Linked DNA regions of Homo sapiens: region 2 is linked to region 1. The links are chromatin loops, found by intact Hi-C in ENCODE. Cell type or tissue: PC-3. All regions are shown on one strand. Each heading gives the region's core, and the rest is flanking DNA. Links, peaks and the distances in the headings are about the cores only. Region 1 overlaps CDH12 (cadherin 12). Region 2 has its middle 200 kb from the start of SNORA105A.

What was found. A loop is a pair of places that touch in the nucleus more often than their neighbours do. Peaks named below come from ENCODE experiments on the same cell type or tissue, not always from the same donor. Only the 100,000 strongest peaks of a DNase experiment are listed, where the experiment ranks them.
Region 2: a loop joins it to region 1, with 5 times the contacts of the local background. A loop is called at or near these places in 1 of 110 quality-filtered maps.

Annotation. Positions count from the first base shown.
Region 1 is chr5:21,790,339-21,795,729 of GRCh38, forward strand. The region is part of intron 10 of CDH12 (cadherin 12); the gene reads right to left. Among named protein-coding and RNA genes, the nearest start is that of SNORA105A, 91 kb to the right of the region's middle. In PC-3, for the core only: no CTCF peak of the experiment used is centred there; DNase peaks (open chromatin) are centred at 1,183, 2,583 and 3,343; H3K4me3 peaks cover 2,071 bases; H3K27ac peaks cover 3,008 bases.
Region 2 is chr5:21,677,354-21,682,744 of GRCh38, forward strand. No RefSeq gene overlaps it. Among named protein-coding and RNA genes, the nearest start is that of SNORA105A, 200 kb to the right of the region's middle. In PC-3, for the core only: no CTCF peak of the experiment used is centred there; DNase peaks (open chromatin) are centred at 3,068 and 3,528; H3K4me3 peaks cover 422 bases; H3K27ac peaks cover 1,848 bases.

The DNA.
Region 1 (5,391 bases), core at 333-5,332:
TGTGTTTCTGTATATCAATCCACTAGGATCCAATATCTTGCAAGCTCAGTAAACATATTTAATTTTTTAGTTCATTCAGCCTAATGCTGAAGTAGAATTTGCAATACATAGATTAACCACCACTGAGATGCAATGAAATGTAGCATGAAGCACAGTAATTTTTTTGTATAGAGAGAATTAGGGTGATATACATTTTATTCACTTACCTTGTGCAATTAGTTTAGGGATCTTTCATTCCAATATCTATTCTCCTTATGTTCTATAAAATTTGGAAAATAATACCTCCCTAATAGTGTAACCATGAGTGTTGTTATAAAAATGAAATAAGATAAAGTATATGTTGCATAGGGATAGAGTCATGTGTATCAGCGTGTGAGTGTATGTGTATGTCCTTTTCCCCCTTTCTCCCTCTCCTTTCATACTATTTTGTATTACTTCCCAGATAAAAACTCTTCCTTACCCACACATTTTCTTATCTGGCATCAAGTCGTGGCACACATAACCTTCAACTTTCTAGTACTTGAACTATGAAGCTCCCACACAAACTCGTACAGTACAAACCATAAACACAAATATCCAGGCTCTATTTCACACAATGGTGCTTCTGTTTGACTGTCATTCGCTACTTTCTGGTATCTATTTTTTATCTCTGTCACCTTGTGAGACTTAGCAAGCTCCTTTCTCTGCATGATACCCTCCAACAAAGCTTTATATCTTCTGGAATATAGCTGACACCCATTTGAACAGTTCCTACTCAGCTAAGCATCTTCAACATCTTCTCATAGTTAGCCAGGTCTCAGACTACAGGCCTAATACTAGCTCCTGGCATCTTCCCAGTGCTCTGTCTATATGTGACTGACTAAAACCTGTGCCTGACTAAAGCACAAATATTTTCTATTGTGATATTTTATCCAGTATAGCAACTGAGAGACATTTATAAGAAAAGACCATCAATGAACTTGCAATGAAACCATTCCTACATTTTCTGGACAATTTTGGAAAAGATATGGCCCAGTTCTTAAAGGCATAGAAATTTTGAGGAGTTACAGCCTCACAGAGTGAAACATCGTGTTTCTGCTGTTGGGTTGCAACAGTCTACTTACAATCTAAGGATAAAATATTATTGGAATTGCAACTAATCACAACAGTATAACATGAACTGTGTAATTTGGCCTAACAGATGAGTTTCAATGAGCAAAATATTTAAACAGAAAGTATGTTTGACTCATCTCATACTTATTTGGTGAGTAGATGGGATTTAAGTGAAAAAACGATTATATGATTATAATCTGTATATAATAAAATAAACCTAATTTCATACAATTATGTACAGTGATTGTTGCTAAAAAAAAAAAAGGTTTTAACATTTGAATAGAAATCAGAAATTAAAACATTAACCTAGTCTGCGCAGGCCATTTGAGAGAGTATGGTTTTATTCCTATACTGTAAATTAGTTTTCAGAAACGCCTTTAAAATTTTTATTCTATTTATTAGGTAAGCATTTCCCTTAAAATTGTACTTTTCAATTTGCTTAATAATTTTCTCACCATCAATGGAAACGCTAACTTTGACCCTGCCCCAGTTCTCAACTACATGTGTAAAAGGAACTTGATGGTACCAAATTCCTCTGAAAGTACTACACCTCATTGTTTAAACAATAAAAATCTGCTAATAATGACACAGGTCAAAGTAGAAAATGTTATTTTGTTAAGATAATGATAGTAGATCAAACTGTCTTTACTCTTATCTCTTCTTAGTTGCCAATGTTTTTGTTTTGCCTTTTGGAAGACAATTAAAGAAAGTAAATTCAGTTCAATTCATTTTAACAAACACTTTACTGAGTACCTAAGCCACCTGCAACAATATGTCAATTGTAATTTCTCCATCAGCAATCACAAATAAATCCCGCTATGTTCCTCTCAAACTTTTTAAACCACCAGTTCCTACTTTCCTATCAATTTCTCTTTTTTCTTATCTTCCTCCTCATTTTTACTTTCCCCTTACTAGACTTAAAAGTTGTATCTTAAATGGTTTAGATGGTTTCTATTGCTTGTTTTAAATGTTTGATGAGAAACTATTTACAAAAGTATATCATTTAATAAAAGTAAGTCTTCTGTCTTTAAATTTCCCATTTGTACACATGCAATATGATTAAAATAGATCTCTAAAGAAGAAGAAATATACCATAATCTACATAATGTTGAAATTATAATTGTTGTATTTGTATTTTCCTCCAAGTTGCTTAAGCTTTCCTCTGCCCTTTTTTTTTTTTTTTTTTTTCTTGGAACAGTCATACACGGTTTCTTACGGAACTGGAAGTTAACTTCAAAACTCTCTTCTCCTCTGCCATTCTGTTGGTTATCTGACCACTGTATTTTGTCTTTAACTCAGAGCAAAAATAACTTTATCTTTGACAAGAACTTCTTCTGCCCCCAAAGCTTTACACCTGTCCTTTAGTTTACTCTGCGGACACCTTGAAGCAGCTTGCTCTAATAGAAAGAAAATGAGGTTTAGACAAATAATGATTAAGTCCAGGCTCTGTACTTAACAGCTTTAAACATCCTGAGTCTCAGTTTTATCAGATATTAAAAAATGCAGACTGTAATACCTGACTAAATAAGTAAAGAATGTGTGCAGTAAACGTTGATATCTGATATCTTCTGCTTAGAAGTATCTTTGACTCTAGGGACTTCAGAAGTCCCTTATTTTGGACTTGGTTGTCAGATCATTTCAATTTTTTTTCCTCCCATTCATGTCACAGAACTTTCCTAATTTCCTCAGAAATCAAAGGCACCTTTTTGCTTTGCTCATGTTCTCCCCATTAAGACTTGCTGAATCCCTCTAGACAGCATCTATTTCTTCCTTCTTACAAAACTGTACCATTTTTTAAACTTTACTTACTACCTATTTGAATTGGTGTTAACAGTTTCTCTCAAATGAGAATAGCAAACAAACTATTTTGTTTTGTTCATTATACAGGGAGTTTTTTTCAAGTATGAAGAGTTCCTTACTGAATATATTGCTCTATTCATAATACAGTGCACTTATATGTGTAAATTGAATTATTTTATCTGACTTTTCTTATTGATAATGTCCTGGTCATATTTCAAACATGGAATACCTTAATTTACATTTTTGAATATTCAAACGTATTTATTCTGAAGTCCTTTTGAGAGAGCTTCATTATAACTATTTTGTTGAACTAAGTCCAGTGCCTGTTATTCCAAGTCACCACTGGATTTATTTACTCTTATTAGGTCATGGCCAAATGGCTCTGAAGAATGGTGCCATTTTATGTAGAGCTGCTTACCATTTGAAACCTAAATATAGACATCATATTTGAAAGAAAGGTTTTATTTTCCTCCTTTTCCTTCTACCTAAGCTTGCATTTCCTGCTTGTGATTAGTCTACTGTTTAGCTAATTTGCGCTCTGAAAGTTACTCATATTCCCTTAACTGAATGCTCTGGAACAGCTTATGAAATGATTCATTTCTCTTGTGTCCTTTTGATCACTGATTATTACAGTATTTTTCAAGAAGAGCATTTTCTATTTATTGTTTATATATTTAAAATAACTATTTTAATATATAAATATTATTATTATATAGTTGGGACTATACTGAATAAGGTTTCATATACTTTGTGCAAAATTAATTTAAAAATTTTTCTTGATGTAGAAGATATATTCTAGTGTATAATGCAATGTACTAATAAAATATAGCATGTATATGTATGTGGATATGTGCATGTGAGTTTTTTCAAATCGAATATAGGTAGATCTATATCTAGATGTGTAAATATAATGTCTTTTTTTCTTAAGGGCTCATACACCTGGGTGTTCTGGCATGAACTTTATGGGGATTAACCTCTGTTGGCAAATTGTAGTCCAGTTGATCTCTATTTTCTTAGCAAATTTTTTCTTCTTCTCTTTCTTGTTTGCTTTTTTTTGTTTTTCATTTAGTAAAATGATTTTTCAGTTTCTTTGCTTCTATAAATGGAGTTAATACAAGCTAAATACCATCAGCACATTTGCAAAGAGACTTCATGCAAAAACCAACTTCAGAGAAATAATTCTCTTGCGGGTCCTAAACACGCAGTATACCACAGTTGTGAAAAAGATGAGTAGGGCAAAATCCCCAGAGATTAACACATTCAGCTACTCCTGCAGTTTCTAAATTCTACATCTCCTTTTATTGGTTTGTTTGTTTCTGAGTTTCTTTGAGGTATTCCATATCAAACCTTCTGTTTTTCTTTTATGTCCATCAATTTGTACAAAATATCTATTTTTTTCATTTAATATGTTTTGCATTGTTTCTGTATATTTGTTTCCTGTATACAGTCAAATGATCTAAGAATTTATAATATATTTTTTAGAGGTACTTTGAGTCCTAGCTATTGTTAAAAGCTAGCAGTTGCCTTCACTTAGAATTAGTAAAGTAATTCATGAAGAATAGTTTTGTTATAGAAACTAACACACTATTTTTTCTTAATGTGAACTTTAAAATGTTTTTTTTTATGTAGAGCCCAATTTCTCATTTTGTATAACTCTAATCAGCTTTTCTCATTTTACATTTTATTATTCAGTTGGTAGAAAATTACTTTTATTTTTCATGGCATGCTTTCTGAGAAAGTACTAAATATTCATATAGGTATTGGAAGAAGAATATTATCCATATATATTATAGAACATTCATTAAGATAAAAGAGTTCATCTTTTTTGAGACCTCCATATCATATCTATTTCCTTTAGTATTCACAATGTGAATCTTAATATAATGTATATATTCTCAAAATCATCAAAGAAGCATCTGACAACAAGTTCATGATTATTTGCAAAGCTACAGGATCATAATCCATACAAAAATAAATGTGATTTTTTTTAAGATAGCATTTCCTATCAGTTAATTATTAGAGACAATTGTGATCCAACATTTTGGAACAAATCTGAGGGTTGAAATACTGAAATTATCATAGTTTCTCAGATATTTTTCTAGATTTATAAAGGAAGTAACTGTGTTGATTTTTCTTCATGCAGAAAACACAAATGAGTACTATGCCATTTTAATACTTAGCTGAAATTAGTATTATATAGGTCAAGTCATTCATTGAACAAATATTTATTAACTATCCACTTGCGCTAGGCAATATTTTAGGTGTGTGGGATCTATCAATAAAAATGTAGAAAAATCTCTGCTGCTGTGCAGTTTATATACTAATGGGAAGCAGAAGAAAATAAATCACATATGTAGCACTAAATATGCCAGATATTGCTCTAGAAACATTTATACCAATACTTCATTTAATTCTCACAAAAATCTTGTGAGGTAGATGAGAAAGAGAGCATGGGCATTTTTTCAAACATTTAATAGAAGTTATACATACTGCTATAGA
Region 2 (5,391 bases), core at 222-5,221, 110 kb before region 1:
TATAGAGTCTTTGGTTGACTTTTTTTCTTCTAGCTCTTGAATATGTCCTTTCACTGACTTAGGCCTCCAGAGTGTCTTCTAAGAAATTACCTATTAATCCTATTGAGGGTTTTTGTGTATGTGATGAGCTACTTCTCTCTTGCTACCCTCAAGATTTTTTCTTTGCCTTTTAATAGTGTCATTTTGATGTGTCACGTGTGGGTCTGTTTGAGTTCATCCTATTTGGAGTTTGTTGAGGTTCTTGGATGTATAGATTAATTTTTTTAAATCAAAAATTTGTGTGTTTCTACTCTCCTCTGGCACCCCATCATGCATATGATGGTATGCTTGTTGAATTACACAGGTCCCTAAGACTTTGTTCATTTTTCTTTATCGTTTCTTTATTCTCTGTCTTCCTCAGACTACATAATCTTAATGGACTAAGCTTCAATTTTATGATTTCTTTCTTCTGTCTCAAATATGCAGTTGAGTTCTTCTACTGAACTTTTCATGGAAGTTTTTGTAAGTTTCAAGTACAGAATTTTGACTTGATTTTTTTATGTATACATTTTTATTGATATTCTCTGTTTGGTGAGGCATTGTTCTTATGCTTTCCTTTAGTTATTTGAACAAAGTTTCCTTCAGTTTCTTGAATATACTCAAATAGCTGATTTTAAAGTTTTTGTGTAGTCATTTTAATATCTAAACTTCTTGAGAATAGTTTCTATTAACTGCCCCCTACATCTGTAGCTATGAGTCACATCTTCATTTTTCTTTGAGTGTCTCTTAAATTTTGTTAGAAAATTTGACATTTTAACAGACATATTGTGGCAACTCTGGAAAACAGAGGCTCTCCCACCCCAGGGCTTGTTTTTGTTGCTATTTATTGGTGTTGTTTAGTGACTTCTATAAAATAATTCTGTAAAGTGTGGATTCTTTGTCCTACTTGATTATTGAAGTCATTGCTTGTCTAGCTTAGTGGTTAGACTAAGTGGATAGACTTTCCTTAAATTCCAGAAACCAAGAAGTCTCTCAGTCTTTGCTGAGTGGGTCTCTGGGCACATTGATGCATACCTTCAGTACTCAGGTGACAGTTTACATCTTTGTCTTACTTAGCCTTCACTTTCTGCTTGCAACGAGCGCTAAGGTTTGTCAGCAAGAGCTTAGGGCCTTCTCAGCTCTACCCTGTGCATACACACAGGTCTGGGTACAGCCCTAAGTATGCATACAGCATTTTAGATTTCCAAGAATATGTTGGAGCATTCTGAAGTTCTCTACAGACATCTCATTTCACCAGATTTTTGATTTTTATTTTAAGTGTTTCCTTTAACCTCTTGTTGTCTCCAACCATCATTTCCTTCCTTGGGCACTCACAGTCTTAAACTATTTCCTTTGATTGTTCTTGAAAATGCACCATTGGAAAAGTTTATTCTCATTAGGTAAGCTTCAAGTCATACATAATAAAGACTACTTTGAAGATGGGTGTGGGGATATGGCAGACTCGTTGAACAATGATGGTTCTCTGGGAACAGGTAAGTTCAGGAGGCCCAACTTCTTACCCCTCTTCAGTAGCTATTATTCAGTTGTTTGCAGACTGTTGGTTTTTAAGGCTACAATGAAGAGGGAAAAAGGAGATAAAAAGAGGGCCACTTAGAACGCCACAATGCTTGCTGTTGTTACTGAGATTCACCCATTTTTCTTTTTTCTTTTCTTTCTTTTTTTTTTCTGGATGGAGTCTTGCTTCATTGCTCAGCCTGAAGTGCAGTGCTGGGATGTCAGCTCACTGAAGCCTCTGTCTCCCAGGTTCAAGCAATTCTCTGCCTCAGCCTCCTGAGTAGCTGGGATTACAGGCACACGCCATGACACAGAGCTAATTTTTGTATTTTTAGTAGAGACAGGATTTCGCCTTGTTGGCTAGGCTGCTCTCAAACTCCTGGTCTCAAGTGATCCACCCACCTTGGCCTCCCAAAGTGCTGGGATTACAGGAGTGAGCCACTGCGCCCAGCCTCATCCATTTTCCTTAAGTAAGGGTTCCCTGAATAGCTGCAAGGCTTTAATTAAGGGAGAGAACTAAATGTTATTTCATTGAATGCCCTGATTTCCAGAAATATCTTTTCTTGTCCCCATTTTGTAATACCAAGTTAAGTTCCTCCAAAATAATCAGAATCAATTACCCTTTGCACCATTCCCCTAGGAGTCTATGTTACCAATTAAATAATTTTGTTCTATCCAAGCTCTTGTTCAGGCATCTGTGCCATCAATCACTGTCCATGTGTTAAAATACAAACCTCAGACCTTATTCCTTTCCATGCAGTGTGGACAACCTAATGTACTGTCTACAAGGCAGATGTTTCTGCCCTTTTGGAAGATTTCACTTTACCTTGTCTTTAGGGTCACCTCTGTATAGGGCTATGACAAAGGAAGTACTCACATGCATTTGGGGCAGTATGCTGGGCAAACCGATTCTTAATTCAGGTCCATGCTTTTTGTTCTTCATTTATTAGCTCATGGAGCACTCATCATGAGGCTTCACATAAAGATTGAACAAGATGCATAGAATGAGTCTCACACATACCATTTCCATTTAACAATGGACTCTTGGTGCATACTTATTATGCAGACTCCTGTCCAAACTTATTATGCGGTAGATACTATATTAGCAAGCTCATGATGAGCAGGTAAAGTCACAGTCACCTAGGGTTCAAGGTTAGACATTAGTTCTTATGAGTGCTTAGTAGGAAACCATGACATACTTCTCAAAATAGGTTGATGCAGTGTAGCCCCATGTCGTACAGGTTATCTCTAAAATTCTAAGAGTTTCACCAGAGGTTATGCCATTTTATCTTGCAGTGGGCAGTGCAAGGAATAGCAGCTTATATCTCAGTATGGAGGAAAATTCCAATATGCCTGCTCTAATAATTTATTATTGTATTAAAAGCTACTCCAAAACTTAATGACAAAATAGCAAAAATAATTTACTTTGCTCATGAATCTGGAACAATCTCAGGGGGTGGAAAATGTTGTCTGACTCATAAGACATGAGACAGAGTGACTCAACTGGGGCAGAGGGATCCAGTTTTAAGGTGATTAACTCACATTACTGACAGATTAAGGCTACTGTGACTGGGAACTCAGCCATAGCCTTTTACAGGGCTATTTGGGCTTCCTCAAAGAATGGGGCCTTCACACAAAATCTAAAATTTCTCTCCTCTGTATATCATCTTAGTAAATGACTAAGCTGTTTCCATTTATTATGATCCAGTGATTAGTTAGAGGTCTCCAATATCTGCATGATAAGATACTCTCATTACTAGTGTGTTTCTGAGGCCTATTGTGATCACTGCACCTGATTTTTTTCAAACAGTTAATTGCTACCCCTTGGCCTCTACAGTTTCTGAATTTCATTATTTCCTTTGAAATTAGGAAAAACTACTTAATAACAGCATTCATCACCATTAACTCCTGCCTACAAAGGACAAGCACCGTAGAGTTTTTGAGGATACTAATGCCCTCTTACTAATACACTTGCAATGTCTTATGTAAGTAATAGACTCCAGGTCCTCCCGGGCATGGATAAAAAGTCACTGAACAAGTTGACAAAATAGATCCATTGCTATATGGTCATTCTCAGAGACTTGCAACTTCACTGTTTACCAGAAGAGTGCTGGTATTTCAATTTCATTAATACAAAGTCATTTAAGTCCAGAATTTGATTAGCCAATCTAGTAGACTATAAACAACACTTCTATCTTTTTTTTTTTTTTTTTTTTTGAGATAGAGTCTCTCTGTCGCCAGGCTAGAGTGCAGTGGCGCGATCCCAGCTCACTGCAACCTCTGACTCCCTGGTTCAAGTGATTCTCCTGCCTCAGCCTCCCGAGTAGCTAGGATTACAGGCATATGCCACCACATCCAGCTAATTTTTGTATTTTTAATAGAGCCGGGGTTTCACCATGTTGGCCAGAATGGTCTTGATCTCCTGACCTCGTGATCCACCTGCCTTGGCCTCCCAAAGTGCTGGGATTACAGGCGTGAGCCACAGTGCCCAGCCAACACTTCCATCTTTTTAGGCTGTGGCATTAAACCCTGAATGCAGAGTGAGGGTAACTATAATGGTATTTGGCCCCATCGAGCGTTGTATTTCATTCTTCTTAAAACATCCTAGGAATTTCATACATTCTCCTCAGCCTTCTACCAATAAATGATAAGAAAAACCTGTAACACTTTTGCTGATCAGAAGCCTTACTGAAAACATGAACAGTTGGTTAACACATATTTCATAAGTTACATGGATTGTATGTTATATTCTTATGATAAAGTAAGCTAGGGAAAAGACAATGTTATTAAGAAAATCGTAAGGAAAAGAAAATAAAAGATAAAAAAAAAAAAAAAGAAGAGCTCTAGCTCTTCTTAAAAGCCCAGGCAATGACGCACCATGAGGATTTGTCCTGAGAAAAATTATAAATTACCCAAGGGCAGTCAATAAAAGTGTTTGTCATTGTTTTTTTTCTTTCTTTCTTTCACTATTTTTTTCTTTCTTTATTTCTTTGTACGCATATTAAGGTTGACTTTCTTGGAGGAGAAGGCATTAAGCTGTCTCTAAAGCAAGAGAATTTTGAGAATCTGTTTGTTCAAATTTCTCAACCTCTTCTGTGTATGTCTGTATATCCCAATCCTGTGTCTTAAGGTTCCACTCATTCCTCTTTAGTACACTTGCCGTAGCCTAAGAAATCTGTTAGTATTAAATATGAATGAGGCTGCAACTCTTCATCCCAAAGAATCAGGGTCTGGGCTTAATTATGAGTAAGTCTACCCAGCAGGAAATCCAAATTGGTCTGGTGGAATATTAAAAACTGAGAAGAGTAACCACATTTTGTCATAAATTTCTTTAATCCATTTTATGTATCTTAAGTAAGAGGTTTCCCTGCCCAAACTATATAAATAATTTATCTGTAAACGTGGTGTAACACAGGTATAAAACAAATCTATACCTCATAATGAATTTCAGATAATAGAGCCAGGCAATTGATGATAACTTCTTTAAAAATATTCCATTTTAAAATTTAAAAAGCCATTTTCTGTTATGTAGAATTATAAGACTTTGATTGCTTTCTGGCTACCAGTTTAGATAACTATAGTCTAATTTACCTGGAAAACTTTTGTTATTCCTAAGTAAGAATTAATAAATGAAAGCTTTGACTAGGCACTTTTTTTTAGGAAAGAGAAGCTTTATTGAGATATAGTTTATGTATAACAAATTGCACCCACTTAAAGTGTACAATTTAATAGACTTTAACATCTATTTACACCCGACACCACTACCACAACCAAAAGTTTGCTTATGTTTCTTTGCAGTCTATCCCACCCACAACTTCTACTCCAAGCAAACCTTGATGGGCTTTGTTAATTATAGAT